2 separate regions of the Homo sapiens genome follow, and region 1 is linked to region 2. The links are chromatin loops, found by intact Hi-C in ENCODE. Cell type or tissue: heart left ventricle. All regions are shown on one strand. Each heading gives the region's core, and the rest is flanking DNA. Links, peaks and the distances in the headings are about the cores only. Region 1 overlaps SHISA6 (shisa family member 6). Region 2 overlaps SHISA6 (shisa family member 6).

Region 1 (5,378 bases), core at 65-5,064, 56 kb before region 2:
GGCTATAAACAGGGGATTTCCATGACCCCCATCTTCATGCTCAGTAATTTCTGGAATGGCTCACAGAACTCAGGAACACACTTTACTGACTGTTGCCAGTTTATCATAAAGGAGAAAACCCAGGAACAGCCAGATGGAATAGATGCACAGGGCAATGTATGGAGAGTGGGGAGCACGGAGCTTCTGTGCCCTCTCTGGATGGTGGTAGAAACTTAATTGCCAATGTACCATCCTCACAGCGCCTCCACATGCTCTCCAGACCAGAAGCTCTCTGAATACCACCCTCCATTGTTTAGGGGTTTTTGTAGAGTTTTCATGACCTCAGGTGATCCACCCTCCTTGGCCTCCTAAAGTGCTGGGACTACAGGCATGAGCCACCATGCCCAGCCACCTGAGGTCAGGAGTTTGAGACCAGCCTGGCCAACATGGTGAAACCCCATCTCTACTAAAAATACAAAAATTAGCCGGGAATGGTGGCATGCATCTGTAATCCCAGCTACTTGGGAGGCTGAGGCATGAGAATCACTTGACCTCGGGAGGCGGAGATTGCAGTGAGCCAAAATCACACCACTGCACTCCAGCCTGGGCGACAGAGTGAGACTCCATCTCAAAATAAAAATAAAAATAAATAAAAAAGAAGAAGAAGAAGAAGAACATAGAGTTTTCAACAGATTAGCCTGATGGATTATTAACTCAAGCTCCAGCTCCTGTCCTGTCCCTGGAGGCTGCAGGGGGTGGTAAAAGTTCCAGGCCTGTAATCAAGACTTTGCCTTTCTGGCAACTGCCCCACGCTGGAGCTATCTAAGGGCTCCTATCACTCAGAAAATTCCAAGGATTTAGGAGTTCCGTGTCAGGAACCAGGGACAAAGACCAAAAGTCTATTTCTTATAGTTCCACACTCTCAACCCGCTGGCTCTGGCAGGTTCCCTCTCCACATGGACCAGAGAAACCCACCTCTGTGCCACTCTGAACATTACAGAGTGGGGCCTAAATATTCCTTATAATGCACGATCAGTCCCAGCTCCTCAAGCCACACCATGAGGAAGTCATTGCTGCTGTGTTCTTGTCACAGTGATAAAGATGTGGCATGCACACCAAAAGGCAGGTCACCCCCTGGCAGCCACCGCACAGGGAGGCCCCCGCTGCTCTGCAGGCTCCTGGATCACCATCTCATCTGGACACAGACTTCTCTAGATGCCGCACTGGCAGTTTGACTTCTACCACCACCCGAGAGACAATGACACCAAACATCCCTGCAAGCTTTGGAGCCAGGGGTTCGGCAGGCTTCCAGTGGAATATCACATGACGGGTTGCTCTGTCAAAACCCCCCACTAATTTATTGGAATTGTTTCCTAAAGCAATGAGAGTGGGTTCACAACAGATCTGATCATCTAGATGCTCCCCAACCCCGGCATGGGCATAATCTATCCACTTGAATTTAAAGGCCTGGAAACCTGCAGGAGGTGGCTCCCAGCTGAATTTCCATGGAGCCTAGTCTGCACAAAAGGAGACAGAAAGCAAACCTGAGCCTGCGAAAGGGAGACAGGCTCACGGTTCTCTCCCTTTCATCAAATATGGCCCACGTCCTTCCCGTATCATGGGATGTGGGACACATCAGCGGTGTGTTTATTTTACGACTGACAAAGAACAAAGGAGCGTTTTCAAAAGTTTTGGGAGCCCATGGATTCAGGCCAACTCTGATTACAGTGCATGTTTATTCTTAAGTGTCCAGATGAAGAATTCATAATTTTACCCATAAGGACGGACAGAAAGCAAGTTGTCCCCAGTCTATGGTACGCAGGGTAGCAGAGAGCTGCTATAAAACCAGAAAAAGCCCACGGATGACTCACCCAGCTGAGGAAGGTAAACACATTATTGTCTTTCCATTTTTTTTTTTTCCCCAACGCTGGCGCTTCTGTCTCTTTGCGCCAATGAGACGGGTAACATTTTAATTAGGACGCTCACTTGTCTTCACTTTTCAAGAGAGGTGGGGGAGGATGGTGGTGCTTGGATAATTGAATCCATAACTCCTGTGGTTATAAGTGTGCACAACTAATCAAGGAGAGTGTGTGTGCTTTAGAGAGAGAGGGGGAGTCCGAGGGGGAGGGAGGGAGGGAGACAGAGTAAGATGGATGAGAACTGAAGGATACAGAGAAGAGAGGAAGTGATTCCGCTCCACCGGCAGTGTGAGCATCTGTGAATGGAAGGTACACAGAGCCACAGAGTGAGGAGAGCAGCCACTGAAGGCTCCTGTTTGTGTGCAGAGCTGGGAGGGTCAGAGGGAGGAGACCCAGAGGTGACAGCAAGACTAGAGGTTTGTGTATGAAAGAAGCAGCTGGAAAGAGAGGGAGATGCAAAGGAGGAAGTGACCAAGGGGGCTGTGTGTGTGTGTGTGTGTTTGAGAGAGCCCTGTCCATGTGAGCTGTGGATCAGAGAAAAAGATAGACAAGAAGAGAAGAAATAGGGAAAGCTCGTATGTGAGAGAGAGAGCAAAGGGAGTGTGGAGTTTCATTGTGAGTGCATGCATGGGGTGCTCCAAACCATGCATTTGGTTTAATGCATGCCATCTCGTCTATTTTAGCTGTGCATTGTTTTTATTTTTTTCATTCAAAAAGTCATTAAAAATAAGAATAGAAAACTGAAGGGAGGGAGAAATCACCCACAGACATACCTCTCAAAAACAAAGCAGGCTTTGCATTTTTTTCTCTAGACATAGCTGTAAATCCTATTTAATTGGACTTCAGAATTCAGTGGTGAAATTTACCTGTGAGAACTTACATTAAGCATTTAGCAAACGTTCCCACTGAGAGGAAGCAGGTGAGAAATGCTGTTTGTTGTCTCTTTTGGCCTGTACTTCTCTGAAGAAGAAGCTTTTCCAAAGGAATGTCTTATGTTCAGTTACAGAGTCAAGCCAATAAAGAAGGGTAATGCATTTTGAAATCCCTCCCTTTTAAGCTTCTTCTGGATGCCACTGGGACAGGAAAGCCACGCCTCCACATCCCGTGGAGAGGCCGATCACCCTGGGAGAGTTACTGCGCAGATGTTTCTCCTGCAGGCTCCCAGATGGGGGAATCTGACTCTCACCTCAAGGAATGCAGCCAGTTCTTATAAGCAAAACATCCACTCGCATTTCTAACTTCAGTTATCTTTGGCTGGCTAGAACTTCAAATCTGCTAGTTTCCAAGACTGTATATATCCAAGAATGACTTCATGTTGTCACTATACGTGAGATACTTTGTCTTGGCAAGAGGTTCCTGGCTCACGAGCACTCAGAAAAGTCAGGCGCTTCCCCACTGTCTCTGGTCCTTGATACCAGACCAAAGACGAAGGCCAACCTAATTTTATTCATCTGACTATACAATAATTTTTAAATTACCTTAAACATCTAGATACTTACATTTTTTTCTTTGCTCGTGTATGCTGTTCATTTGGCAAGGTGCTTCACGCATGGATCTTTTTACTTACGTTTTTTCTGTAATGAATAGCACCCTTTTAACTTGGACCCCAGGGAAGCTCAGGGAAGGTGATTTGTCTGCATCTTTGATTAGGACACCTCAAAAATTGTAGATTTTCTTTAGAAACAGGTTTAATTTTAGTCTTTTCCCTGTCTTTCCTATCTATAATCTTCTCTCTCTCTCTCTCTCTCTCTCTCCCTAGCATTACTCTCAGAATTTTAGAAAATAGTCTCAATTTGCCAACCTTATTGCTGACTAGCCTTTGCTTGATGTCAGTTCTACCCTTTCCTTGGCCTGCTATCACCTAGCACAGATGGAACAGATGTGAGCTTTTCATCTACCTGGAAGCCCTAACATTGGTAAATCACATCAGCCTCTTTCCACAAGAATGCTGTTCAGTCCAGGTGGTTCAGATGGATTGTCTCCCCCTCCTCCAGGTCCCTGGTGGCAACCACGTGACCATGGTCTGGTTAATCAGAGTACTCCATCCCACTGAAACCGGTTCAGATACGAGCCAATCCAAGACAGGTCAACCAGAACCCAGGAACATTTGCTAGAAATATAAGGAAAGGCTTTGCTTCCCTCTGGGATACTAAGCTGTAAGGATGATGCAAGTTGGGACTTGCTGGCGGCCATATTCTACTCATATGGAAAGCCTTATTCTACTCACATGGAAAGCCATATTCTGTTCATATGGCCGTATTCTACTCATATGAAAAGCCTTCCCAAGAATGAAATTAAGGCAAATAGAGAGACAGGAGGGAGAGGGAGGGAGGGAGGGAGAGAGAAAGAGAGAAAAGCATCACTGGAGCACCTTGATCCAGGTGCGCTTGAACACATTACACACAATGAGTCAATGCTTCCCTCTTTCACATAACCTATATTAAGTCGATTTTCTTTACCCTACAATGGCTAAAAATTCAGACCAGGACAACTGGTTCTGCTGGACCTTGCTGGGATCTTCTCCTGTCCCCTCCAACTGGTTCTTGCAGATCTTCTTTAAAAAAACCACATAAGGAAAGCTGTAATGCCCAGTATATTTGTTCCCAAGGCTCTTCCAAACTCTACCCTTACCTAAAATGTTTTACTCGCGTGGAGACTCTGCCCACCAAGATGCATTGTGCCGCCACCCATCTCTTCACCCCATCCCCTTCTTATTTTCTGGAGTTTGCAGGGAAGAGTTGGGAAGGGCAGGGCCAAAAATGTATTAATTGGAGAGAAGATGAATGCCCAGTTATCTGGAAACTATGCTTATCCACGGACAGTCTCCGAGATAACAGTAAATGGTAACCCTACCCCCATGCACATTATTTCCACAAATTTGGTGTCGATTTACATTTTTAAGATAGAGATGTAACGACGTTGGAATTAGTAAAAATTTCTCCAAGATCCTGATAGCAGCTTAACTCACGGTGTCCATGTTCAGCAGTCCATGAGCAGCTGTTCTTCTTTCTGTCTTCATAGGTCACTTGATGGGAAACTGGAAGAGGCTACACCAGGGCTACTAGCTAGGCAGACAGCATTTAAAGCAGGAAGCCCTGCCACCTTTTCTTTATTCCCTCTTTGAATACAGGCAATTGCAATCTTAACACCTGCTGACTGTAATAACTTACAGGCTAAGATGAGTCAATGTGCCTGCATGGATGTCCTGAACATCCACTGAGTACTATTTATTAAAGCATTGTTTTGATTTATTGTTATCATCATCACCATCGTTATTAGCAGCAGAAGCACATTCAAGCATGCAGCCTTTACATCAATGCACCCTCTGCCTCACAGCAGATGCGCCCACAGCACACTCCCTCCCTTCATTCAGCTCCTTATTGAAAACCTCACCTCCTTAGAGATGACTCCATCTAAGGGGCACCCTTTCCTCCCTCTCCATTTGCCCCTTCCCTGGTTTTCTTTGTTTCTTCTCCATCA
Region 2 (5,378 bases), core at 199-5,198:
CAAATCATTAATAGCCCCCAATAGCCATTCTTCTCTAGTCAAAGAACTCCCATATTTTAATTGATCACAAGGCCACTGAAAAGAAAAACCACATTAGTTAATGTGATGTAAGTAGGAGTGGTATGACAACTTCAAACAAGTGTTCTTAAAGAAACGAGGTATGATCTTCTTGGTCCTTTCTCCCTCCTGATGTCTGGAACGCAGACATGATGGCATGAGCTCAGGCAGCCATCTTGGGCTATGACATGGAAGGCACGTGCTTAGGAAGCCAGAGCAACCAGATAGAAGGAATCTGGTTGCCTGGACACTGTAGAGCCCATATTCTCCCTGAATCCCTGAACTGACTTCTTTCACAGAAGAGAGAAACTTCTCTTCTGTAGCAGTAACTTTTACTTTAGATAATTCAGTTATTTGTGAGCATACATAATTATAATCGTTGCACTCTGTATAACGTATTAAATAAGGGCATTCATTCTGTCACTTGTTTATTCAAGAAATAGTTATTGAATGCCTACTAAGTGCCAAGATCTGTGCAAAATGCACTGGCACTGTGAATAGAGTGAGCAAAGCAGACATATCCCTGTACTCAAGGCACTTACAGTCCAATGCATCATTATTGATTTGCTTATCATTCTGATGAGATATGCCCATGGCTACACTCAGGTCTAGATCTCTGGGAGAAGAAAGTCTGTATACGTACATGCGGGGTGTGTGTGTGTGTGTGTGTGTGTGTGTGTGTGTGTGTGAGAGAGAGAGAGAGAGAGAGAGAGAGAGAGAGAGAGAGAAAGAGAAACCGGGGATGGGGAGGGAGAGACCAGATTCTTTGACTTCCCTTGTAATTACTCTGGCAACGTCCACTGGAGAACTGAACACCCCAGCTCAGCTCATCTGCCAAAACTCAAACATTTCCAATTTTCCTTTGGGTAAGACCTCTCAGCTATTCATTTCAAGTCCTTGGATTGACCTGGTCATGCTCATCAACTGTTTGGTCTGGCCAAAAGTCCTTGGAATCATCTGTGACTCCTGTCTTCCCCTCGTACCCTCCATACAATCCATTAGCAAATACCTACAAATAAATCCTGAACTCTCCTTTAGATATTAGTATTAAAACAATGACAAATTTCATAAACCTGGTAATTGTATCATAGTTATGTAAGTGAACATCCTTGAACTGAGAAGATACCTATTGAAGTCGTCCTGAATGAAGAGTCATAATATTGGCAACTTGTTCTCACATGGTTCAAAAATGATGATGATGATGATGGTGATGATGGTCGTGGTGATGATGGTGTTGACAGCAGTGGTGATGATGATAATGGTGGTGATGGTGATGATGGTGGTGGTGATGTCAATGGCAGTGGTGATGGTCATGGTGAGGATGATGATGGTATTGGTGATGGTGAGGATGATGATGGTGGTGGTGGTGGTGACAACGATGATGATGATGTTAAGGAAAAGGAGAGGGAGGAAGACAGAGAGATAAAGAGAAGCAAATATGTTACAACGTTAACAACTAGTAAGGGGGTATGGGTGTTCACTGTATCATTCTTGCAAATATTCCATTGGTTTGAAATTGTTCAAAATAACAAGTTAAGAAAAATAAACCCTGAAGAAAGTCTTTCTCACATCTTCCATCACTGACATTCCAGTCCAAGTCCCATCTCCCTCCCATCACCCGGGTGATGCAATAGTTTCCACTTCCTAGGCCACCTCCCCTCCGCCACCTTTGCCCCTCCAGAATCTAGTCTCAGCCAGGTGCAACGGCTCACACCTGTAATCCCAGCATTTTAGGAGGCTGAGACGGGCGGATCACTTGAGGTCAGGAGTTTAAGACCAGCCTGGTCGACATGGTGAAACCCTGTCTCTACTAAAAATACAAAAATTAGCCAGGCATGGTGGCACGAGCCTGTAATTCCAGCTACTTGAGAGGCTTAGGCAGGAGAATTGCTTGAACCCCAGAGGCGGAGGTTGCAGTGAACAGAGATTGCACCACTGCACACTCCAACTTGGGTGACACAGCAAGACTGCATCTCAAAAAAAAAACAAAAACAAAAAACAGAATCTAGTCTCAAGATGGTGGCCAGAGTGATTATGAAAACCACATGTCAGATCATATCTCTACTCGCTATAAGCCCTACAAGAACTCCCATGACATCCAGAATGAAACTCAAGATGTAGTGTGACCCATAAGGCCCCTCATCTCTGACTTCTAGCCCTTAACATGTCTCTATCCTGGCTCTCTCTACTCCAACCACTCTGGTCTCTTCTTCATACCAAGCAGGATTTCACTTCTGCCCTAAACACCCTTTCTCCAGATGGTCACACATGGCTCAGTCATTTGGGTCTCGGCTTCAGTGGTCCTTCCTCAAATCAGGTTCCTTCATTTCACTTCTCATCACTTCCTACTTTCTTTTCCTGCTCTCTTTCTCTTCAAAGCCTTATTGCCTGATTTCAAGTATATGTCCGTGGGTTTATTTTCTGCCTCCTCCAGCTGAATGTAAACACCATGAGACTAGGGACTTTGTTTTGTTCACTGTATTGCTGACGCTTGACATCCAATAAAGGACCAAAATCACTTTTGAATGAACGAAGGAATCAATGAATCTGGAGTCCCATCTTGCCATCCTCCTTCTCTGGCTCTCAAGGTGCTGCTAATGAACTATGCTCCTCACATCTCCTCCTCTGTGGGTTTCTCACTGTAGGCCCCCAAAAGCCTCCTCTCCAAGCCCCTTTGGAGGGTCCAACCTTGCCCCATTCCCACGCCATTAGAACAACTGAGCCATTTGCCACCTCCACAGCAGCGACCCCTACCTGCTCCCACACATCTTCCACCCCACCAGGGACACAGTCCATATGTTTAATGAAAAAAAAAAAAAATTCCTCCTGCTCAGAGCAGCCTTCCACACTAGAACACAGAGTTCCAGTTCCTTCCTGGCTGTTGTCCCAAATCTTTAATCACTCCTGTCTGTTTACAGAAAAGCCACAACCAATCTTTCCAAAGGAATTGATCACTGTGCCCTTCTGCAAACCTTTAGTCCCTTATGCATCGCCGTTTTCCAGGCTCTTGTGGACCCCCGTTTTCCATCCTCCAGGAGTACCCTCCACTCTCCTCCTCGCCCATTCAATCTTACCTGCCCTTCAAGCACTTGGTGATGATCACTCCGACCACACAACCTCCCTCTGAGCGTTCTGAGCATGTGGCCTATAATTCTGGAGGGGCACCTGTAGAGTCAATTATTTTCTTGTATTGTCTCGTCTTTCTGCTCCTGGAGTTAAGCCCCTGAGGCCAGGACTGTGTCTAATCCACCTTTCAGCTCCTGTAGGCCCTAACGAAGTGTTCAGTACACAGTTGGTGTGGCACATCTAGCTACGGATGCCGTCTCCTCCTCCATCTTTGGTTTCCCAAATAGCCTTTACTCTGTAGGCAACGGACATTAAGCCCATGAGGAAAAGACCGCTAAAGGCCACTCAGATGGAGGCTGGGCTCTCCCTCCTGGTGAGAGCTCCACGCTCCACATCCCTGGGGGCCAGGAGCATATGGCTGCTCTCCCTCACTTCCTGCTGCTCAGGGCCGCCCTTGCCCAGCACCCTCTCGCTCCTGTCACTGCACCGCGCTCTGTTGCTTCCTTCGTTTTGCCAACTCATGGAGGTAATTGCGAATTCTAACCCTGTCCTCCGTGCTTTGGCTTTCCCTCTGACCGGCACCTCATTTTGGGAACAGCCCGGCCATATTCTAAATCCTCTGGCTCCCTGGGTGTAGGGGTGAGTGATTAGTGAGCCAGCTCCGTGGTTCTCCTTTCTCCCCCGGCCACGTGGGGAAAGTAGGCTCTCTCTGTCCCCAATTCGGGCTGCCTCCTTGATGGGAGGGGCAGGGGATGGGTCCTTTCTGGCCAAGCCTGTGCAGCCACCAGGCAGGACGAAGCCCTAAGGGTGGGACAAGTTGGGCACAGCTGGTCCCATCATCACAAGGGCAGCTCCTCTGGCTTCTGGAAAGCTTTGCTTCTGGGCACACCTGTCCTTAAGGCAATCCTATGCTGAGAAAAGCCACTTATGTCCCAGGAGAAGAACACAGGTGCTTAGCACTCCCTTCCTGAATGGCATAAAATGATGCGCTTCCTCGCAGGACAAGCCTGGCACTGAGAACAGAATGGTGATTTGGCCATAAGTTTCGCCTGGGCTCTGACCCTGGGTCACAGAATCCCAAGAGAAGTGCAGCCAGTGAGAGAGTGAGTCCTGGACACTGGGCTGCCTAGGTCAGACCACACCCTGACATCGACAAGCCCTGCGCCTGCGGGCAGGCTGCCCATCACTCCATGTCGCTGTAGCCTCCTATCTACTGGGAGGGGGACACTGCCTACACGAGGACTATGATAATGAAGGCTCCTAGCCCAGGGCGTGGACAGTCAGCCCTCAACAAATCCCAGCTACTGTTTCTATTATGACACACGAAAAGTAGGACCTTGGAAGTTGCTAGGCCAGCCTTCCTCTCAAGCTGGAAATGCCCAAGTTGCTCCTCTCCTTTGCTTAAAATCATCACGGAGTGAGCAGCTCGTTGCATGGCAAGGTGGTCCGACCTGGAGCAGAGGGGCTCACATCAGGAGAACGCCTGCCCTTGTGCTGAGCAAGCAGTGGCCTCCTCTGGTGTCCTCCCCACAGCCCTAGATCCATGCACTGGGACAAATGAGAAGTGTAGACACACGGCTTCAGAACAGGATTCACGTAGCTGGAGGGGGCTCCCGGGGCCCTGTCTGTACCTCTGGTCAATTTGACCTCAGGGCTTGAGCTCTAGGGTCTGTGTTTAGCGCCCAGATCAGTCAGCACCCCCTCCTGGCTGTGTGACCTTGGTTAAGCTTCTAATCCCCATTGAACCTGTTTCCTCATCTATGAAGTGGGCATTATAATGGTACCTGCCTCATGGGCTTGTTACAAGAATTAGATAGGTCAGTCCATGGAAAGCATTTTAAAAGTACTGTTAGTTGCTAATATGATTTGAAGAACAGCGTTCTCCAGCTTTCCTGGGAGCCGTATCACTCTCTCTGGCAGGCCAGGGGCACGAGTGTCTACAACAAGACACAGGAACTCAGGCATCACACTCCAGCCATGAAAACAGCTGGCATGCCACCACCTTGGATCTGGATTCCAGGTTGTTTCAAAGCAGTCTAAAGACATAGCTGTTTCCAGACATCTCAACTTGCTCTGTTCTTTCATCCTAAACCTTCGTGACTCTGCCATATGACCTACTGTTCCCCGTGGGACTTACTGGGACTTCTGACCCAAATATGGGGTTCACATCATTGCTAGTCACTTTGTGAGTACTTACTGGACAGCTTGAGTATGCCAGGCTCTGAGCCAGGGATTAGAGATTGTCAGGTGAGCTA

What was found. Peaks named below come from ENCODE experiments on the same cell type or tissue, not always from the same donor. Only the 100,000 strongest peaks of a DNase experiment are listed, where the experiment ranks them.
Region 1: a loop joins it to region 2, with 4 times the contacts of the local background. A loop is called at or near these places in 5 of 110 quality-filtered maps.

Annotation. Positions count from the first base shown.
Region 1 is chr17:11,328,764-11,334,141 of GRCh38, reverse strand. All of the region lies in intron 2 of SHISA6 (shisa family member 6), which reads right to left. Among named protein-coding and RNA genes, the nearest start is that of SHISA6, 90 kb to the right of the region's middle. In heart left ventricle, for the core only: no CTCF peak of the experiment used is centred there; a DNase peak (open chromatin) is centred at 3,009; H3K27me3 peaks cover 1,748 bases.
Region 2 is chr17:11,272,649-11,278,026 of GRCh38, reverse strand. All of the region lies in intron 2 of SHISA6 (shisa family member 6), which reads right to left. Among named protein-coding and RNA genes, the nearest start is that of SHISA6, 34 kb to the right of the region's middle. RefSeq lists an enhancer at 3,740-4,241. In heart left ventricle, for the core only: no CTCF peak of the experiment used is centred there; no DNase peak of the experiment used is centred there; H3K27me3 peaks cover 2 bases.